3 separate regions of the Homo sapiens genome follow, and regions 1 and 2 are each linked to region 3. Evidence: chromatin loops called from intact Hi-C (ENCODE). Cell type or tissue: heart left ventricle. All regions are shown on one strand. Links, peaks and the distances in the headings refer to the core of each region. The heading gives the core; the rest is flanking DNA. Region 1 has its middle 21 kb from the start of MIR3660. Region 2 has its middle 12 kb from the start of MIR3660. Region 3 overlaps LINC01339 (long intergenic non-protein coding RNA 1339).

Region 1 (7,479 bases), core at 1,389-6,388, 270 kb after region 3:
TATATATATATATATATATATATATATATATATACCTGTATCTATATATGTCTTTCTCTTAATATGCACACACACACATTTTCTATCCTAGGCTAGACTTTCAACCAATTTTGTGTGAATTTTAATGTTCATAGCAAAAACAGGCTTTTTTTTTCCACTTAAGGAGTTACAGTCTTACCTTTTAAAATTTCCCAATAGAGTTTCACAGAATAAAAATGATTCTTTTATAGAAGAAAAAAATGCCTTTCCCCTTTCATTTTTATCTGTACTATAAATGTCTATTTAGTTCCCATGGAAATGCAAACTCAAGTTTAGAATATCTATGTGCATGTGTTTGTATATGTGTATGAGAAAAAGCATGCATGATAAAACCCCCAGTCATGAAGACTAAAACGCTGTTTCTGATGATAAGATCAAATGAGTTTGGCAAGAAGATCCTTTTGTACTCCATGGAACAAGCTCAAAGGGCTATGGGTGGTAAAGATGTAGCAGAGTAAAGAAAGGTTCTCCAGGAAACATGTGGCATGTTTGAATTATTTTAATGCATTTTATGAAGTTTTCATTGTGTGAAAAATTATATGTGATTTCCTTTACCAGAAGCCTCAAAAATGATGACATAAGGTAGAACAAGGCAGGGCCAAGCTGAAGTCTGGCTTAGGTATCTAAAGGCTCAAGCTGAGCCAGGGATACTGCTCAGATACCAGAACTGTAATATGCAGACCGTGTTCCAGCCCTAGGGGACTAACTGTGATTGTTCTGCAATCTTTAAAAACCCCAGGGATTCCACAGCCATAGAATCCTGGCCTTTTTCCCTACCGGAATGCTAACACTTAAAGAGTCTTCCTAGATAAAACTCTACCTGTTATTTCTTTCACTTCTTTCAGAAACAGATAGCACAGCTAAATTCAGACACTAAGCTCCAGCCAGGGTCAAAGAGCAATTCATGTTATCAAGTAAGACACTCTGCATGTGTTGACAAGAATGTCATTGATGCAGATGAGGATGCTATCTAGTATTTTTGTTTTGTTCCCACAATACTTTTATTCATCAAAATTCGGAGGTATTAATTTGGTAAAAAGTTCCAAATAAGAAAACATGCCAACTTTAATGCAATTGTTCTTGATACCATCATTTTATCTTCATGAAAACAAACAGAATATTGCTGTCTTCGAATTTTTAAAGACCAAAAAGATTATTGCTTTGTCTAAAACAATAATGTTGTATAAAATCATAAAAATCTTAGAGATAACAGGTCATGTAATCAAAATAATCTTTCTAAAATAGATATATTTATCGACTTTCTTAATTAATGACATTGAACTTTGATTTTCCCACATTCACTATCAGAGAATTTAGCAAGTAGAAAAGCACTTCATTTATTGATGGCTAATTTTAACAGAGAATTTCCCCTTAGAGTGAGCTGTCCTTATTTTCTGCATAATCAAGTATGTGTCACTTTCACTTGACTATCACAAATTGTTACAGCACCATCAATGAACTTAATCGTCCCAAGTACTTAAAATCAGTTAAGCACTGCATTTTCATGTCAAGAAATGAAGAAAAATTAAACCTCTAGCTTTTGGTTATCATCCTTGTATGTTTATACTTTGAGCACCAGTGCATCCCAACAGAGAGCAATGATAGATAAAAATTGATCAGACAAAATTTAGAAGACATTGCCTTTTCTAAAGGTAAGCATCCCAAGAAGCAATGTGGCAAATGGTGCTGAAGCCATGAGCCCATTTCCAGTGCCTCTCCAGAGAGATGGAGACAAACAAATAAATAGACCAAACTAGAAAAACTGTAGTCACATGCATAGGAGAAAGGAACAGATGTCAAGCTCACTGACTAAAGCTAGAGGCTGGTACAGACTATTTTCACCCACCTTGCCCTATCACATGAAAGACAAGTAAAGAGAAATGACCAAGGCTCTAGTTATCCTTCAAGATCCATCAAAGCTCAAATGGATTTTCATATGCCTTTACTGCCTCTAAAGAACCTCCCACTCCCTTTTTGTGTCTTACTACATTCTGCACAAACATCCAGCACAGCACCTGCAACAGGATTGGGTCCACCGGTCAGCAGGTTTAGCAGCCTCAAACAGGTGGTAAGAGCTACTGGATGGTAGACATCATGTCTTATTAAACTCTGGATAGGCTGTAGCATAGTTCCCAACACAGGAGGTAACCAATTTATATTACTGGAGGAAGGAAGGAAAAAGGGAGAACATTCTCTCATTGCAAGACGCGTACTTCCTCTTTATGAGCAGCAACTTTCTCCCAGATAGTAATTCACCTTCATTGGCTTGAACTTTGTAGTTCTTTCTGTCCCTCTGGTTTTGAAATCTTATCTCTCAGAGCCTAACCTATGAAAGCGCAAAATGCAATCAGGTTCAGTGAGTAGATGCACTTCAGAAGCAAGGCGAAATCGTTCATTATAGCTTGTTTTATGACTCTGCTTTATGGTTTACAGTGGCAAAAGAGTGAAAGAATGATGCAACACATGGTATATAACCATTATCATTGAAGCAATTTAAATTGCTTTCTGTGAGTACACTGTCACTGATCTAATTCTTACTAAATGTTAAGTAGGTTTCTGTGCTAAAAATATATTGAGCTGAAACAGTGGATTAAGAATGATGTTGTTCTAAAATCCCATCTTGTAATTTTCATTTAATGGGTCTAAATTCCTTGAAGTCTCAGACTTTAAAATTGACTTGCAGAGATCTTAAGTTATGGCTCTGAATCCCTTTGGAGGAGGTGCTTATGAATATTAACTGTACTTTAGGATGCACTGTGTTGGTACAAGACTCATTTGAGCACAGAATTAGTGAGAGGTGAATGATGAATAATAGGCTCAGTGTGTGGAGTTTAAATATTCCAAAGAACAGACTCTGTATGATATTGTAAAATGTCTTGTAGCTTCATTTCTGATTTTGAAATGTTACAGTGCTTGCTTATTGTCACAGCATGATCTTCAGCACAGTTGGATAGTGCTTTTTTAAAGTAATGCAAGTGCATGAATGTCAGAAATACCTTCAAATATCGGGGACTACATCTTTAAGGAGTGCATTTGGCATTAAGCAGCCTTTTCCAGCTAATGAATTTCTCAAGTTACAAGAATAATGGCCTTTTTAATCTTAGCAAGAGTAATTAAACAGACATTTGTTATTAATGATGTTGTTAATGGCAGAAGATATTGAATTCTCACTTTAGATATTATATTGCTTGAGAGTGATTATTTTGAATATCAGACATATGAGTGTATAGTAGTGTTAAAAGTACAATATCTCCTTAAGAACATTGTAAAGTACTATTCTTTAACATAGAGAAAAATGCCTTAACTTTTATTAATACCAAGAGAAGTAAACATTTCCAAACTGAGGCCGAACACACTTTCAGGGACAAAGAGCATTTGTTTGATTAATCCTACATATCAATTGAAAGTTGTTTTCTTCTATTGAAATATTTATGTGTGTTTCAGTCAGGGTCTCCAAAGAAACAGAACTAGGGTAACATAGTTATGTAACAGGAAATTTATTATGGGAAATGGCTCATGCAGTTATGGAGGCTGGTAAGTCCTACAATATGCCATGTGCAAGCTGAAGAATTAGGAAAGCTAGTGTGTAATTCAGTTCAAGTACAAAGGGCTGAGGATAAGGGAAACCATTGGTATAAGTCCAAGTCAAAGTCCAAAGGCTGGAGAACTAGGAGCTCCATTGCCCAAGGGCAGGAGAAGATGGATGTCCCATTTCAGGAAGAGAAAGTGAATTCACTCTTCATCTGCCTTTTTGTTCTATTTGAGGCATTAAAGGATTGGATGATACCTGCCCACATTGGTGAAGCAATCTTCTTTATTCAGTCTACTAATTCAAATGCCAATTTCATCTGGAAACACCCTGACAGGCATACATAGAAATGATGCTTGACCAGCTAGATGGGCATCCCTTAGCCCAGTTATGTTGACACACAAAAAAATTAACCATCACAATGTGGCAGCCCACAGCTTGAGAGAGAACTGCTTACACTATGTCTGCTTTAAAATAGAGAGGGAGATGATATTGCCTAGTGTATTTCTCCTTCCTGATAGTTTCCTCAATTCTGCTCAGAAATCCACCCTATCCTCACCTTCAGAAGGTCATCCTAATTACTCAGTTCATTCATTTGTTCAACAAATACTTACTGTGTACCAATTATGACCAGGCACTATTTTATGTGCTGGGGTTATAGCTGTAAAAACAGCACAGAACAAAATAAAACAAAACAAAAATATCACAAATAACAAAAGCAAATATACCAGAAGTCAAAAATTCCTATGTATTATGAATGGGGTTAATGAGTTAGTCAAGACAGAGCCAATCAGGCTGCAGTATCCCCAGTGACTCTTATGGTCCAGTGCCAGCAGTGGCGTATGGGCCATATTGCCTCAATCACACCAGAGAGGAGAGATTTTATTTCTGCTTGGAGGAAAGAAATGCTTGCTCTGTCCCCTTCTAAACTAGTGGCCCAGTTGCCACTGGCATCCATATTGTGGTTCTGAGGGAAACTCAGCTTAAGGTGAATCAAAACCTAAGGACAACTATGGGAGTTTCTACTTCCTGCGCTAAAGAATCTGAACAGATATAAATTGTTTTATTAAAATTAAACACTTTTGTAACATAAATGTATGGCTATGCTCTTTATTGTAAGCATATGAGTTAGGGCTTGATCTTAATGGGATTGAGGGCAAATAAAAGATGCTTTGTGAATTTGAGGATCAGAGTAAAGGGCATACTTACAGCAGACATTGAGGAAGCTGCAAGGATTAGTTAGCATGTACTGATGGGAGTCATGGGATTGGATTTTGAGGATGTTTGATCAAGAGAGCTGGAACATAAGACTGCATGAGCAAGAGTTCATTTACTTAAGGGCATTTTATCTGCACATGGGATTTAACACCCTGCCAAGGATCCCAGAGAAAAGGGAAAACTTATTGTTAGAATAACTCTCAGGGGTAGCAGTCACAAAGCTGGTATCTTCACAAGCTCATGGGAATGATGAGGCTCTGAAGAAATGGAGCTGATGTGTCATCATTTAAGCATTAAAAGCCAGGGGATTACTATTATTTTAAGAATTGGCAAAGTCCAAGGAACAGCCAAGAAGGCTGTCCACAGGGCAGTTTGGTGGCTAATAGAACATGGTACTCCTAGGTCAAAAATAGACAGATATTTTGTGTGTTACTTAACATACACAATAAAAAGAAGACAAGGACAGATGAGCAGGCATTTGAGGGTGGTTGCCCCAAAAGGAAGTCACATTGTCTTGTCCAGTTTCAAGACCTGAGTCAGTTTTTTGACACAGAATCCAATAACTGATGTGATGGCTAGATCCCCCAGAGAACACGTGGTATTACAATGTCATGTATTTACTGTATGATTCCTCTGATATTTCCCCAAATGGATCTATGAGTATTTACATTGGTGCCCATACACTGGAGAAAGAGGAATGCCAGATATTCTCAGAGCTGTTGCACATAGGGTCTCAACTGACAATACCTGGAGATCTGAAGCATTATCATGTCCCTGTTCAAGTTCAGGGAATACATGGGCCAAATAATCAATGGAGTCTTGGGTAAATTCTTAGAGTACGTTCACCCAAATGTCATTTCTTCAATTCCCAAGTGTAAAATTGAAATACTCAGCAGTTGGAATAACCCCAGTTGAATTTTTGGCCTGTGGAGTAAGAGCTATCAGAGAATGCCAAGTAGAAGCTTTTGGGATTGCCTCCTCTTTCAACCAAGAGAGTAAATAAAAAATAGTATTGACTCTGGGAGGGATAGAAGAGATTAGAATCACCCTCAAGAACCTTAAGGATGCAGGAGTGGTGCTCTCTATCATTTCTCTATTTAATTCACAAGTCTAGTCCCTACAGAAACCAAATAGAATGTCTATAGACTACTATAAACTCAACCAAGTAATATTCTTGATTGCAGCTGCTGTGTTGGACGTAATATCTTTGCTAGAATAGATTAATGAATTCTTGGGCATATGGCATGAGGCTTTGAGACAGCAAACTCATTCTTTTTATTGCAATTAGAATAAAAGAATCTGAAATAATTTGCATTCACAAGGAAAGGACAATAGTATACACTTAATATTTTGCCCTAGGTATATGTTAATGCTTCAACTCTCTCACATAAGATAGTCAGAAAAGATCTGGACCATCTAGACATCCCACAGAGCATCATATTGATCTATTAAATTGATGATACCATGCTGATAAAAAAGAATGAGCAAGAGGTGGCTAGGATGCTGGAGGTTTTGGTAAGACACATGTGTCCCAGGGGTTGGGAGATACACCTTTTGAAGATTCAGGGACCCGACACTTTTGTAGTTTTTAGGGGTTCAGTGGTCAAGTGCATGCCAGGTTTTTCATCTAAAATAAAAGACAAATTGGTGCATGTATCCTCTACTAAAAAAGAAGGTATAACATTTGGTAAGCCTCTTTGCATTTTGGAGGTAATATCTTCCATACTTAGACATATTGTTTCAGCGGATATCCTAAATGATACAAAAGACTTATAGCTTTGTGTGGGGCCTGGAACAGGAAAGGGCTATGTGGCAGATTCAGACGCAAGGCAAGCAAATGTTTTCTTTGGGTATGCTATCTAGCAGATCCTATGATGCTGGAGGTGTCAGTGGTGGGAAAAGGTACAGTGTAAAACTTATGTCAAGCCCATTGGGAGAATCATCCCAAAGGCTCTAGGGTTCTAGAGAACCAAAGGCTCTAGGGTTATAGAGAAAGGCTATGCCATCAACAGAGGGGTAGCATCTGCCTCATGATGTTACTAGACCCTTGTAGAGACTCATATGAGCTGGGTTCTGTTGGATCCCTCAAGGCATTGAGTGAAACCAGCATCAGTTGATCATAATAAATGATTAATTTGCATTGACCCTGAGCAGACAAGTGAGGATGAGAAATCTGCATGAGCAGGTAGCTTAGACGTCATTGACTTTTCACGTCAGCCACAGGGTTGCACCAGCAGCTTTCCTCAGCTCACATCTATGACCATAGGGGCAATGCAGGTGTCCTTCATGACTGCTGAAGAAGCAGAACAAGTCCAAGCTTAACTTACAGATGGGTTGGTTCAGTATATGGGTCAAACCAAAAATAGACGTGGTTGCTTTATAAGCTACACTCAGACAATGGTGAGAGAAATCTTTCCAATGTCAGAGTTTCAAGTGGTACAGCTATTTTGTGTGGAAGAAGTAGCTTGAAGTGAGAATATATACAGAGTCATGAGCAATTCAAATAACCTGGCTGGCTTCTCAGGGGCCTGGAAAACTGAAGATAGGAATGTCTGAGGTAGAAGCATGTGGATGAACACATGGGAGTGGGCACAAAGTGTGAAGAGCTTTCTATGGCTTGTGAATACCCACCAGAAAGCATTATTGTAGAAAAATCACGGAACTACAAAGTAGGTAAGAATGACTTGGTTGGT
Region 2 (7,479 bases), core at 1,115-6,114, 260 kb after region 3:
AACTGTATCAAAGCTGGGAAACACTAAGTTGCTTCAAAAGTAAGCCATTGAAAACTTGGTCTTCCTCCTGAATGAAGGTGCTAAAGAAATAATTTGTCAAATAATGAGAGTATTCATACATGAAGTATAGAGAAAGGAAAGTCATAAACTTTAGATGTGCCCTTGTATACAACTTGCCCAAGGGAGGGAGCTGTAATTAGCCAAAAAGTCTTTGGAACTCTGTGATCACATTTGCTAAACCATACTTTCCAAGGAAAAGTCTATAGCAGAGTGTAGCCAACAACCTTCAGCTCTTCCTGTTCTAATAGAAACACCATCACCATTGTCTAAAAACAGATACAAAAGCCTCTCTTATCCTGACACCGTTAAACATTGATTTTGGTAACAAAATCCTCTTGTTCTAATTCCATGTTCATGGAGCAAGCTCTTAATTATTATATGGTTTCCCAGATAGGCCTCACTTTAGAGAGAAAATTGGCTGATCATTTAGACATGAGTATTCTGATTACTGAAGTATACATATTTCTCACTGTAAATTAATACCTTAGTATTTTGATTATAATTTTATTCCCCATATGTTCTTTATTTAAAGCCATACTGAATGTAGTTTTAAAATGCAGAGCCTTCTTATTTGGAACATACAGAGTCATTTCTTAAATGGTTAAGATGTAAAACTGTAGTTTTATATTTTACTATCCTTAATATACACATGATCGATTTAGGTTATTTGCTATATTTTTGTATATAAATAATTCTATGAGCACCTCTATACATATTTGATGAAGACATGCAATGGTGTCACTGAGATAAATTCAAAGAAGTTATGTCCCATGTTTCTTAATTTCTAGACAGTCTCCTATCATGTTCTTTACATATGTATTCTAACATATGTAAAGAAGTGTTGCATTGGAGCATATATAGCAGCCTCATGATTCATTCAGTGGAGGGTTAACATGAGTCTGCCTTGAAGAGATGGATTTGCTATTGTGTCTTGAAAAAAGTAATATTTGGGTTTGCATGTCTAAGGAGCAAAGCCTTAAGGAAAATTCTCAAAGACCATGTATGAGACCTTGATCCTTCTGATGAAAACTTCCCAGGGATATTCAAATATTGCCATATACTTATAAATGTGTATTATCCCTTCCATGATTTACATTGGTAATGGACAGAAAACTTTATAAAACTGCCTAATTCTCCCCACCATAGTTACCCTCCCAATACTCTGATTACAGCATAGCTTCCTGACTTTCTGCTTAATCCAGAGCTAAAGAATTGGTCATATAATTCTCTCACATCTTTTTTTTTTTTTTTTGAGATGGTGTCTCACTCTATCGCCAGGCTGGAGTGGTGCAGTGGCACAATCTAGGTTCACTGCAACCTCCACTTCCTGGGTTCAAGCGATTTTTCCTGCCTCAGCCTCCCGAGTAGCTGGGATTACAGATGCGTGCCACCATGCCCAGCTAATTTTTGTACTTTTAGTAGAGATGGGGTTTCACCATGTTGGCCAGGATGGTCTCGATCTCTTGCTGTTATCCGCCAGCCTCGGCCTCCCAAACTGCTGGGATTACAGGTGTGAGCCACTGTGCCCGGCCCAATTCTCTCATATCTTACTTCAATTGCTCCTGTTATATTTCTCACTCATATAGTCTTTTTAAAATTATTATTATTTCAATAGTTTTGGGGTAACAGGTGGTGTTTGATTACGTGGATAAGTTCTTCAGTGGTGATTTCTGAAATTGTAGTGCCCCCATCACTCAAGCAATGTACATCGTAACTAGTGTGTCGTCTTTTGTCCCTTCCCACCTTCCCACCACTCCTTCCTGAGTCCCCAGAGTCCATTATATCATTATTATGCCTTTTCATCTGCATAGCTTAGCTCCCACTTATAAGTGAGAACATACGATGTTAGGTTTTTCCATTCCTGAGTTACATCACTTAAGAATAATGGTTTCCAGTTCCATTCAGTTGCTGCAAATGCTATTATTTTGTTCCATCTTATGGCTGAGTAATATGCCATGGTGTGTGTGTGTGTGTGTGTGTGTGTGTGTGTATCATATACATACATATATATATGTATATATATATGTATATATATATGTATATATATAACATTTTGTGAATCTACTTGTTGGTTGATGGATATTTAGGCTGTTTCCATATCTCTGCAATTGCGAATTGTGCTGCTGTAAACATGGGTGTGCAAATGTCTTTTTCATACGACTTATTTTCCTATGGGTAGATAGCCAGTAGTGGGATAGCTGAATCAAATAGTAGTTCTACTTTTAGTTGTTTAAGGAATCTTCACACTGTGTTCCATAGTGGTTGTACTAGTTTACATTCCCACCAGCAGTGTAAAAGTATTCCCTTTTCACCACATCCATGCCAACGTCTATTCTCTGATTTTTAAAATTATGGCCATTCTTGCAGGAGTAAGGTATTACCTCATTGTGGTTTTGATTTGGATTTCCTTGATAATTAGTGATGTTGGGCATTTTTTTTAATGTTTGTTGTCCATTTGTATATCTGCTTTTTAGAATTGTCTGTTCATGTCCTTAGCCAACTTTTTGTTGGGATTATTTGTTTTTTCTTACTGATTTGTTTGAGTTCCTTGTAGACTCTGGATATTAGTTCTTTGTCAGATACATAGTTTGCAAATATTTTCTCCCATTCTGTGGATTGTCTGTTTACTCTATTGATTATTTTTTTTTCCCGTGCAGAAGCCTTTTAGTTTAATGAAATGTCATCTATTTATCTTTGTTTCTGTTGCATTTGTTTTTTGGGTTCTTGGTCATGAACTCTTTGCCTAAGCTAATGTCTAAAAAGAGTTTTTCCAATGTCATGTTCTAGAATTTTTATGGTTTTGGGTCTTAGATTTAAGTCTTTGATCCATCTTGAGTTGATTTTTGTAGGAGGTGAGAGATAAGGATCTAGTTTCATTCTTCTACATGTGACTTGCCAATTATCTCATCACCATTTGTTGAAAAGGGTGTCCTTTCCCCACTTTATGTTTCTGTTTGCTTTGTCAAAGATCAGTTGGTTGCATTTGGCTTTATTTCTGGGTTCTCTCTTCTGTTCCATTGGTCTATGTGCTTGTTTTTAGATCAGTACCATGTTGTTTTGGTTAACCGTAGCCTTATAGTATAGTTTGAAGTTAGGCAACGTGATACCTCCAGATTTGTTCTTTTTGCCTAGTATTGCTTTGGCTATGTGGGCTCTTTTTGTTCTATGTGAATTTTAGGATTTTTTTTTCCAGTTTTGTGAAAGATGATGATAGTATTTTCATGAAAATTGCATTACATTTATAGATTGTTTTTGGTAGTATGGTCGTTTTCACAATATTGATTCTACCCATCCATGAGCATGGGATGTGTTTCCATTTGTTAGTGTCATCAGTGATTTCTTTCAGCAGTGTTTTGTAGTTTTCCTTGTAGCGATATTTTACCTCCTTGCTAAGGTATACTCCTAAGTATTTTATTTTATTTTTTCAGCTGTTGTAAAAGAGGTTGAATTATTGATTTGATTCTCGACTTGGCTGCTTTGTTGCAAAAAGGGTTGAGTTATAGATTTGATTCTCAACTTGGTCACTGATTTGTGTAGCACTGCTATACGCCAGCAGCGATTTTGTATCCTGAAACCTTGCTGAATTCATTTATCAGATCTAGGAGCTTTTTGGATGAGTCTTTAGGGTTTTCAAAGGTATGCCATTATATCATTGGCCAACTGTGACAGTTTGACTTCCTCTTTACTGATTTGAATGCCCTTTATTTCTTTCTCTTGTCTGATTACTCTGGCCAGGAAGGACTTCCAGTACCATATTGAATAGAAGTGGTGAAGGTGGACATCCTTGTCTTGTTCAAGTTCTCAGGAGAAATGCTTTCAACTTTTCATTCAGTATAGTGTTGGCCGTGGGTTTGTTATAGATGACTTTTATTACCTTAAGCTATGTTTATCCATGCCGATATTGCTGGTGGTTTTAATCATAAAGGGATGCTAGATTTTGACAAATGCTTTTTCTGCATTTATTGAGATGATAATATGATTTTTGTTTTTAATTGTGCTGTATCACATTTATTGGTTTCTGTATATTCAACCAACCAACCTTACATCCCTGGTATAAACCCCACTTAGTCATTGTGGATTATCTCTTTGATATGCTATTGGATTTGGTTATTTAAAATTTTGTTCAGAATTTTTGCATCCATGTTAATCAGGGATATTGGTCTGTATTTTTGTTGTTGCTGTTGTTGTTATTATGTCCTTTCCTGGTTTTGGAATTAGGATAATACTGGCTTCATAGAATGATTTAGGGAAGATTCCCGCTTTCTCTATCTTTGGGAGTAATTTCCGATTCTTCTTTGAATGTCTGATAGAATTCAGCTATACATTTATCTGGCCCTGGATTTTTGTTGTTGTTGTTGTTGTTGTTGTTGGGATTTTGTTTTTATTACAGTTTCAGTCTTGCTGCTTGTTATTCGTCTGTTCAGAGTTTCTGTTAATATTTCTTCCTGGTTTAATCTAGGAGTGTTGTATATTTCCAGGAATTTATCCATCTCTTCTAGGTTTTCTAGTTTGTGTGGATAATAATCTTCATAGTAGCCTTCAATAATCTTTTGTTTTCTTTGATGTTGATGGTACTATCTCACATTTCATTTCTAATTGAGCTTATTTGGATCTTTTCTTTTCTTGGTTAATCTTGCTAATGGTCTATCAATTTTGTTTACTATTTCAAAGAACCAGCTTTTTTCATTTATCATATATATATACACACATATATAAATATATATACATATATATATATATATAGTTTCAATTTCATTTAGCTCTGCTCTGATCTTTCTTATTTCTTTCCTTCTGCTGGGTCCAGGTTCGGTTTGTTCCTGTTTCTCTAGTTCCTTGAGATATGAGCTTAGATTATTTATTTGTGCTTTTTCAGACTTTTTGATACAGGCATTTAATGCTCTGAGCTTTCCTCATAGAACCACTTTTATTGTATCCCAGAGGTTTTGATAGGTTGTGCCACTATTATTGTTCAGTTCAAATAATTTTTAAATTTCCATCTTGATTTCCTTGTTTCCCAAAGATCATTCAAGAGCAGATTATTTAATTTCTATGTTTTTGTATAGTTTTGAGGGTTCCTTTTGCAGTTAATTTCCAATTTTATTCCACTGTGGGCTGGGAGAGTACTTCTTGAAACTTTTATTTTGTTAAATTTATCAGGACTTATGTGGGCTATTAAATGGTCTATCTTGGAGAATGTTCCCATGTGCTGATGAAAGGAATGTGCATTCTGCAGTTGTTGGGTAGAATATTCTGTAAATATCTCTTAAGTTCATTGTTTTCAGGTATAGTTTAAGTCCATTGTTTCTTTTTTGACTTTCTGTCTTGATGACCTGTCTAGTGCTGTCAGTGGAGTATTGTCGTCCCCAGTGTTATTGTGTTGCCATCTATCTCATTTCTTTAGTCTAGTAGTAATTGTTTTATAAATTTAGGAGCTCCAGTGTTAGGTGCATATATATTTAGGATTGTGATGTTTTCCTGCTGGACTAATCCTTTTGTCATTATGTAATGTCACTATCTTTTTAAGTGTTGTTGCTTTGAAGTCTGTTTAGTCTGATGTAAGTGTAGCTATGCTTGCTTGCTTTTGGTTTCTGTTTGTTTGAAATATCTTTTTCCATCCCTTCACCTTAAATTAATGTGAGTACTTATGTGTTAGGTGAGTCCCTTGAAGACAGCAGATATTTGGTTGGTGGATTTTTATTCATTCTGCCATGCTGTGTTTTTTAAGTGGAACATTTAGGCCATTTACATTCATATTAGTGTGGAGATGTGAGGTACTGTTTTATTCATCATGGTGGTGTTTGTCTGAATACTTTTTTTTCATTGTGTTATTGTTTTATAGGCCCTGTGAGATTTATGCTTTAAGGAGGTTTTATTTTGGTGTATTTTGAGGTTTTGTTTCAAGATGTTTAGAACTCCTTTTAGCATGTCTTGTAGTGCTGTCTTCATAGTGGCAAATTCTCTCAGCATTTGTTTGTCTAAAAAAATACCTTATCTCTACTTCATTTATGAGGCTTAGTTTCACTGAATACAAAATTCTTGGCTGTCAATTATTTTGTTTGAAGAGGCTAAAGATAGGAACCCAATTCGTTCTGGCTTGCAGGGTGTCTGCTGAGAAATCCGCTGTTAATCTGATCATTTTCCTTTAGGTTACCTGATGCTTTTGCTTCACAGCTCTTAATATTCTTTCCTTCATCTTGACTTTAGATATCCTGATTACTATGTGTCTAGGTGTTGATCTTTTTGTGATGAATTTCCCAGGAGTTGTTTGAGCTTCTTGTATTTGGATGTCTACATCTCTAGAAAGACCAGGGCAGTTTTTCTTGATTATTCCCTCGAATAAATTTTCCAAATATTTATATTTCTCTTCTTCCTCAGGAATACCAATTATTCTTAATATTTGGTTGTTTAACATAATCCCAAATTTCTTGGAGGCCTTGTTCATTTAAAAAAAAGTTTTTTTGTCTTTGTCAAACTGGGTTAATTTGAAAGCCTTGTCATTGAGCTCTGAAGTTCTTTCTTCTACTTGCTCAATTCTGTTGTTGAAACTTTCCAGTGTATTTTGCATTTCTCTTAAGTGTGTCTTTCCTTTCCAGAAGTAGTGATTGTGTTTTCTTTATGCTATCTATTTATCTGGAGAGTTTTCCATCCATATCTTGTATTTTTAAAAAATATTTTTAAGTTGATTTTCACCTTTCCCTGGTGCCTCCTTGAGTAGCTTAATAATCAACCTTCTAAATTCTTTCTCTGCCAATTCAGAGATTTCTTCTTGGTTTGGATCCATTGCTGAAGAGCTAGTGTGATCTTTTAGGGGTGTATAGAATCTCGTTTGGTCATATTACCAGAATTACTATTCTAGTTCGTTCTCATTTGGGTAGACTGTTTCGGTGAAAATTTCTGGAACTCAAGGGCTGCTGTTCAGATTCTTTTGTCCATGAATTGATTCCTTTATGTGGTACTCTCTCCCTTGCCCTAGTGATGGGGCTTCCTGAGAGCCAGACTGCAGTGATTGTTATTGTCATTCTGGGTCTAGCTACCTAACAGGGCTACCAAGCTCCAGGCTGGTGCTGGGGAGTGTTTGCAGGGTCCTGTGATGGTATTCATCTTCAGGTCTCCCAGCCATGGATACCAGCACCTGCTGCAATGGAGGTGGCAGGCAAGTGAAGTGGACTCTGTGGGAATCCTTGGTTGCAGTTTTGTTTAGTGCACTGGCTGAAGTTTTCTTTAGTGCACTGGTTGTGGTTTTGTTTAGTGCACTGGTTTTCTCAAATGCTAGCAATGAAGTTGTCATGTGGACAGACTCAGGACCTCTGGTTAGTCAGTGTGTTGAAGGTGGTGAAATTGGCTATTGTTTTTTCCTTCTTTGGAGCAGAGTTATTCTGTTATGAGTTACTGTAGTGGCTTGAGTTAGTTGGCCTCCAG
Region 3 (7,479 bases), core at 1,189-6,188:
TATTAAGCTCTGAAATATAAAATCTTACTATAAATGGCAGATGGGGACTTGTACTCTCTTTATTTGTAATATGCATATTTTACTAATTTCCTACTAAAATCAAACTTACCGATTCTCTCCCTCTCTCTCTCTCTCTCTCACACACACACACACACACACACACACACACACACACTTCTCTGTAGAATTTTGTGGGTGGACACGGAATATTAAATTGTACAGAGAATGTTCACATTCTCCTTGAAACAAAGATTAATGGAGGTTCTTACGTACCATTTGTATTGCCTTTGCATTTCTAGAGTCTATGTAAGATACCCGTGATGAAAACATCAGAGAGAAGATTTTAGAAACAGGTAAAACAGAGTTGCTGTTTTACCTGTTTACCAGAAAATATCTAGCTTTATTTTTACTGAGGGATAAAAATACTTTATGCACATACATTTGAAATGAAAAGGTATAAATAAAAATGCAGTTGTAGAACAGAAAACCTGAAATAATAGATTATAATTTATTTGCTTTAGTATTCACAGGAGGTTAGTTTTTAGCTGTTTACATTAATATTACGTTTTTTTTTGTCAGGTAACCTCTGAGTCACAATATTTGATCACACTTAACACTGTTTTTAAAGGACAGAATTTAGGGTTTTTTTTTTGTTTGTTTTTAATAAATAGTATTCTATTGTCCTGAAAAAAGAATGATGTTATCATAGGCTTTTGTTCTGAACAAACTAATTCCCTGTTTGCCACTCATAATTTTTTAAAAATTATGATTAAAACACTAAATAATTCAGTTTAATTTACACAGAGCGAAATACATTTTTTTTGCTATAATTCAGAAATGTCAAGCCATTAAAGGGTTTTCGTAGGCAGAACCTGAAAAAGAAATGAGAAAGGAAGCGCCTAGAATGGCAAAAGATGTTGGGATTAGGAGGCTATTAATGGAGGGCCTAGAAGAAATAACAGTGAACACAAAATGTTGGTTTAGGCATGAAGTAAGCCCAGGAACACACTGGATGCACCTGCAATCACAGCAAAACCTATGTTAGTTTTTCTGTGATTGGGTTGGCTTTTCTGAAAAACAGGGATAATGGTAGAAAAATAAGTATAAGGCAAAAGCACAGTAAAATCTGCTTGGAAACCATTTATATTTGAAAATTATTTTTAAATGAAAAGATTATTTTCTGTGAAAGTTTAAATAATATATTGAATCAGATTTTAATGTAATAACTTAGCAAAAAAAACCCAAAACAGGGATGTTACTTAGGGGAAGTCACCCTTAATGTTCAGGAAAAATGCCATTTAATTGATAGCATCAATTGAGATCAAGCCATAATATGAAATCAAATTTTTCTAGAAAACTGACAAAAGATAATTTACCTTAAAGTCTTATGTAAAAAGAAGTAATTATACTGTACTTCAATAAAAATGGGAGAAAAAACACAAGAACATCAAGGTTTATGTATATAATTAAAATCTTTTTTCACCATCAGTCATTTTCATTTTCCAAATTGATACTATTTTTAAAAAATTAAATATGTATATATATATTTGTATTTTGACGATCATCTTCATCACGGTCATTCTTTGAACCAGGAAAAAATGAAATTATATTACAACTGTGCGACCAGACTGCTGAACAGGTTTGTTGAATTCTGTGTTGTGGGCTTAAGAACCAGCACGTGCCCTGGCGAAGTTCCTCTTGAACATGCTCCTGTTCTTCTGAGTCGGTGATTCAGGCACGGATGAGTTCAAGTTCGTTTACACAGGGGCTCTTTCTTTCTGGCTCTTAGTATGTAAATTTGTGAATACTATATAGACAATGATGAATGGTACCTTGATTAATTAAGTCTGTGAATGCTATTTTATTTTAGAGACTAAAAGGGTAAACTTCTATGTTGTCTAAATGTTGTTGGCTAGTGGGGGAAGGGACCAGAAAACAAGGCCATCTTTCCTATATTTGGCTTCTAACTACACTCTGTTATGATTTAAAAAAACTGAAGCTCAGACATTATTTTATTTTTAGTGCCCCCAGATGCCTTAATCAGGGTGCCTTTTTGTTATTGTTTTTCTGCAAACTTCCAGACTTTTCATAATGTATTACCCGAACCCTCTATTAGAGAGATGACAACAAAGTAATGTGGCAAGTATTAGCCTGAGTTTGCTTTCTTCATCAAGAGAAAAGCTATTAGAAATAAAATGCCAGCAGTTTTTTCAAAAACTGGTTTAGAGACCGATAGTTCTCAAAGCATGGTCCCTGGACAAGCAAGCATAACATTGCCTAGAACTTGATAAAAATGCAAATCAGTAGGGCCTACTGAAGCCCTACGGAATCAGGAACCCTGGAAATATGCTCAGCAATCTGTGTTTTTACAGGCCCTCTGGGCTTGTGAGCTCAAGTTTGGGAAAGGATGTCTAGAGAGCAGGGTTCTTGTTTCAGTTCTGCCATTTTCTAACCATTAGGTCTTGGTAAATTCACTTAACTTTTCTGAACCTTTGGTTCTCCCATCCATAAAGTGGGAGATGATCAACAATGGCTCTTCCAGTTCTAACATTCTGTAAATCTGGGATTCTAATTACTTGGTGAAAGAAAATTCATTAGGGAAAAACAATGCCTAGACATCTGGCTACAGTGATAAATCTGATATTGCTCAGTTATATACAACTTCCACATGTTTAATGTACAGTACAGTGATCCTTCTCAATCCTCATTAATTCTGTGTCTTCCTTGTAGCTGTTACTGTAAAATAAAATGAGCCTGCTAAATAACTCAAGACCACTTCAATTGCAAATAAGTAGAATAGATAACAGTGATCTTACTTTTAATTGCTGAAGATGATATAAAGCATCAGTGATATTATAAAGTGTAATTCAAAAGTACACAACTTTCATTAGAAGACCTTCCTCCCAAATTCATCATAAGCCGAAATAATGCTCAGAAAGTATGTAATTAAGTCTATAAGCAGTAATAGAGTGATGTGACCCCTTTTTACATTCAGTAACATATTTAAAGTTAAAAAATGATAAACATAAATTTTACTAAAGATCTGCTGAAACACACTTCTAGTACTCTGATGGAGATTAGTTGGCTCAAATGGCCAAAGGGCAAATCTTTTACTGTAAGATTTTCTATTCTCCTAAAAGTAACTTTCGAAGTGCAACATGTTTTTCAATTCATTCAGAGGTATGTTACATGGTTTGGGAAGCTATAGCTTTACTGAAAAATGCTATATGTATGTTTTTGTTAGTATTAGATGTGAACATGAATATTTAGATCATATAAACTGGGATGCAGGTCTGCTCTAAGTGGCTATGAACCCTGGGTACTGAGAAGTGCAGGTGCTGACATCTTGTGTATTTTTGTAATGTTAATACTGCAGACAAATTAACCTTCTTCATCCCATTATTGTACTAATCTGAGTCATTATTTAAATGTAAAAAACATGCCAATTTTTAAAAGACACACCAATGATAAATCTGCTTTGACTAATGTGAAGTAACTGGACAGAAGATTCCTGATGTTAAAGAGAAAAATGCACACACAACACACCACACACATGTGACATGGGTATGATCTGACTTTCCTTGTCTGGGTCTGTTCATAATTTCATTCAATAGAGTTGAATACAATATACACTTGGTTGCTTTGTTTAAAAGCCTCTAGCCGTGTATGTTCTTGCTTTTTTCTTATACAATAGAATGCTAGTAATTGTAAGCTTGTTTATGATATTGTGGAAGCAATATGAATATGATAGTTTTTATTATTTTTGTAGCTTATATTCTTGGTTTATATAAATCAGGCAGCTATTTTAAAAAATATATTTGCAAGTGAGGTCTTGAAGAAGCTTCATATAAAATTATATGATGCATTTCAATTGAGGGTGACTCTTCAGTATTTTGAAGACAGTTATCATGTACTGTCACTTATAATAAATAATTGCAAATTGTTTTCTTTTGGCTTTAGGTGGACACCGAAATTCTTTGCCTGAAAACCTTTTAAAAATATGAAAACAAGACAAAAAATGGCTGGGTTTTCTTTTAGAGTGGCAATGTCATTTGTCCAGAAGGGGGAGCTCTCAGTCCGCATGCAGCGGAGCAAGGCAGACAGTCTGGTATCTTATCTGCTGCTTGGGAAATTGTCTGACAGGAAAATATCAACACAAACCATGCGATTTGCCGCTGGAGCACGCTGGACCTCATCTGCTTAAAAAGATGCACGGATATAGTCATCACAGTTCATAATTTAATAAACTGCTAAAAAAACCACACATTTTCATTTTAGCGACTTTGGTCTCACAACTAAATTCACATTGCTACAAAGACATTTGAATTTTGCACTAATATGTCATGAGCACTGCACCCATTGCAAATTAATGAGTCTCTGAATAGCACTGTGCATTTGTCATTTGAATTTATGCTAATGCAGTGAGGTCTCCTGGTGATGCTGATAGTCCATAGCAGCTGCTTGAACCACAAAATATATCGGCACTTCCCTTCTACTTTATATTGCTACCTCCTTTTTTGGCTTTTCTGGCCTGTCACTTAGGCAGAAATTCTGTAACTGGTTATTGATAGGGCTGCTAATTATCTGTGACTTTACACTATTGGCCTAACCCCCAACACTGAGAAGAAGTAATGGATCAGTGTTGAGAGAATTATGTACATCACATAGAGACAGTCTCAGACCAGGAGGTCAGGAGGAGTTCACTGAGAACCAATGGTATTTATAAAGGATGTTATATGTAAATTGGCAATATTTTTTCAGTGATATCATGTCATTTATATCAATAAATCAATCTAAGAAAGTGACTGTAATTTTTGTAACCGTAATGAACAGCATTTATATGTGTGTGCAAAAATAGAAGGGGGTCCTTTCATTTTTTTCCTTTTCTAGTCACATTGCAATCTGAAAAAATGATCATCAGGGATGCAGAGTCTTCATTATGGTTCTACAAACTGCCTGTTGGTCAAAGAGATGGGGTAACAAAGAATCCAGTGATGGGATTATTGGAGTAAGGGGAGGGAGAAGCGCAAATAACTATTTTTATGGGACAAGTTCATGACAAAGGGGTCCCAGTGTCTGTTGTTGTTTTCTTTCCCAAGTCTTAATTGTGAAATCAAATTTTTTTCTTAGATTAGTGCTTCCATTTGACATGCTTCTAGAAGTAAGAATGAGGTATGTAGAATTTATCCTAATGGATTCAGGAAATCAAATTTGGTGTTTAGAAATAAGGCAAAAATTAAGCAGAAAATTAAAAGCTAAAAACAAAAGTATACATCTGGATTATACATCTTATAGAAAACTGTTCCTGATTTTAAGAAATGCTTTTTCACCTAGGGCCAAATTTTTTTCTTTCAAATAAAAAATTTTAAAAGAGATAAACAAATATACATTCTGGTTAAAATGTAGCATGGTTAGCATTAATTTCCTAGGTTGTAAATGAAGCGGAGAAAAGAAAGAGTCAATTCCTGAAATACTTTGAGGAGAAAAACACATTCCAAGACTGATGTGTATAATTGTTAGTGATGTCAGGAAGTACAGAGTGTAAAAGTCAAAATGACCTGTTTATCTCCAGTAGTGCCCAAGAGCAAAAAGACTCATTTCTGAACAATGAAACTCACAAAAGAAAGAGGATTTTTTATCCTGACTCTACAGCCTAGTAAGCTGCTCAGAGCACAAGCAGAAGATGCAAACATTCCTTTTTATCTCTACCTGTTGGCCTCAACCTAAGGGTTAAAGGGCCACTCTAGAGAAAGAAACTTGACTGGGAAGGCAGCAAATAGATTCTTTACTACAGCTCCTCCGTTTTCCATCAAGGAGAGGAGACGTTTTCACTCTTCTTGGAAAAACTTTGAAATGTAAACTGTTTCGATTGATGGCTCCTTCTGGCCCTGGCAACTCTTTTTGGTAGCTGGTGCTCTTTCTGTAATACTTGTTAAAAACGACTCCGTAGCAAAGATGTTGTTTTTTATATGATTTTTTTTTAAGTCAGCGCATGTGTGCGTACAGACAGGCTCTCATCTTGCACGGCGGAGACTGGCAGGTGAACACCTACTCCTGTTGCCCTTATTCATTTGCAATACTTTATAAGATTAGTCTCTTTGAAAGCTGTTTTCAGTCTAAACTGTCAATCCTCTTCGAATGTGGTCCCTCTCACTGTGAATGACTTCTTAGAACTTGTGAGAACACTGTGGCCTGAAAGTCCCTTCCTAGCCCAGAGAGTCCTCCATGCGTCACTGATAACTTGCCCCTAAACTTTCTACAGTAAGGTTGCCTGGGGACAGCTTTAAAGAACCAGATACGCAGCTAAGGTATCATATGTTTAGAGCAGTCTTTATGTACACAATTTCTGCCACTACCCACATGATTTTAATCATACTATCTTAGGGTAGAAATTTCATTTTCATTCAGTTATCTATGAAATGACCTTGTGTACATAATTTTTAATATTCTTATAGTATTCTTAAGCTACATCCATTTGGAAAGAATTAAGGTGGTGAAATTGATCAATCTGCTTAAACCAATTGATTTAGATTGTGAAATCAGTCAAACTGCATAAACCAGTGTGAAAAATACCCATTTTAGTCTAAATGTTGATTGCTTATATTGATCTGCTAGACTTACTGTGGTTAAATTATTTCTTTGTTCTGTGCTAGTCAGGTTCATGAGTTATGTGTTCTTATTTGTTGCGGACTTATTTTTCTTTGTCTGATCATATTGAATGCATTATGCTACTCTTCTCTGTTTTGCTACTGTTGCTTTCCTGAAGGGGTATATTCCCTTGTATGCACCATGATGAGGAAAGCTCCGTGGTGACCTGTTTCCCAGTGAAGCCACCTTTTCCACTCTTAGTTCTCCCACTTGCCAGCTACTGTATCCACTCACAGCACACTCTGAGATAGTGAGGCTGCAAATCAATAAAGATTTGACTTATTAAGGGTTAAGCCAGGCACTGATTAAGTGTATGATCTTAAGTTCAAGAAGCCACACTGGCTGTAGTCCTCTTCAGCCAAATGGCTGCTCAGGTGCTTAGACGTAACTCTTTCCCTCCATTCCTATACATATACATGCATACATACGTATATATATATATATATATATATACACACACACACACACACACACACACACACACACACACGCACATATATACACATTCTCTCATATATTCTCATATATAAGAGTGTGTATATATATATATGATGGAATGTGTATATATGTATATATGCGCATATATATACATATATACACATTCCCTCATATATATGCACATATATATACATATAATGTGTATATATGTATATACATGTGTATATATACATCTACATACACAAAGTTAGACTGGAATTATACTCTGTTATTTTTAGTTTTTAAAATTACAGATAAATAAGAAACACTTGAGTAAAGTTATCAGAGAAGATTCTCAACACATGTTCAAATTATTTGCTGAAATATAGGTAAAGTTAATCCCCCCAAGTCAAT

What was found. A loop is a pair of places that touch in the nucleus more often than their neighbours do. Peaks named below come from ENCODE experiments on the same cell type or tissue, not always from the same donor. Only the 100,000 strongest peaks of a DNase experiment are listed, where the experiment ranks them.
Region 1: a loop joins it to region 3, with 2.7 times the contacts of the local background. A loop is called at or near these places in 6 of 110 quality-filtered maps.
Region 2: a loop joins it to region 3, with 2.8 times the contacts of the local background. A loop is called at or near these places in 6 of 110 quality-filtered maps.

Annotation. Positions count from the first base shown.
Region 1 is chr5:89,991,982-89,999,460 of GRCh38, reverse strand. No RefSeq gene overlaps it. Among named protein-coding and RNA genes, the nearest start is that of MIR3660, 21 kb to the left of the region's middle. RefSeq lists an enhancer at 487-1,044. In heart left ventricle, for the core only: no CTCF peak of the experiment used is centred there; no DNase peak of the experiment used is centred there.
Region 2 is chr5:90,000,551-90,008,029 of GRCh38, reverse strand. No RefSeq gene overlaps it. Among named protein-coding and RNA genes, the nearest start is that of MIR3660, 12 kb to the left of the region's middle. In heart left ventricle, for the core only: no CTCF peak of the experiment used is centred there; no DNase peak of the experiment used is centred there.
Region 3 is chr5:90,262,048-90,269,526 of GRCh38, reverse strand. All of the region lies in intron 1 of LINC01339 (long intergenic non-protein coding RNA 1339), which reads left to right. Among named protein-coding and RNA genes, the nearest start is that of LINC01339, 24 kb to the left of the region's middle. In heart left ventricle, for the core only: CTCF peaks have their summits at 3,863 and 4,063 (motif pointing right); a DNase peak (open chromatin) is centred at 4,096; H3K27ac peaks cover 196 bases.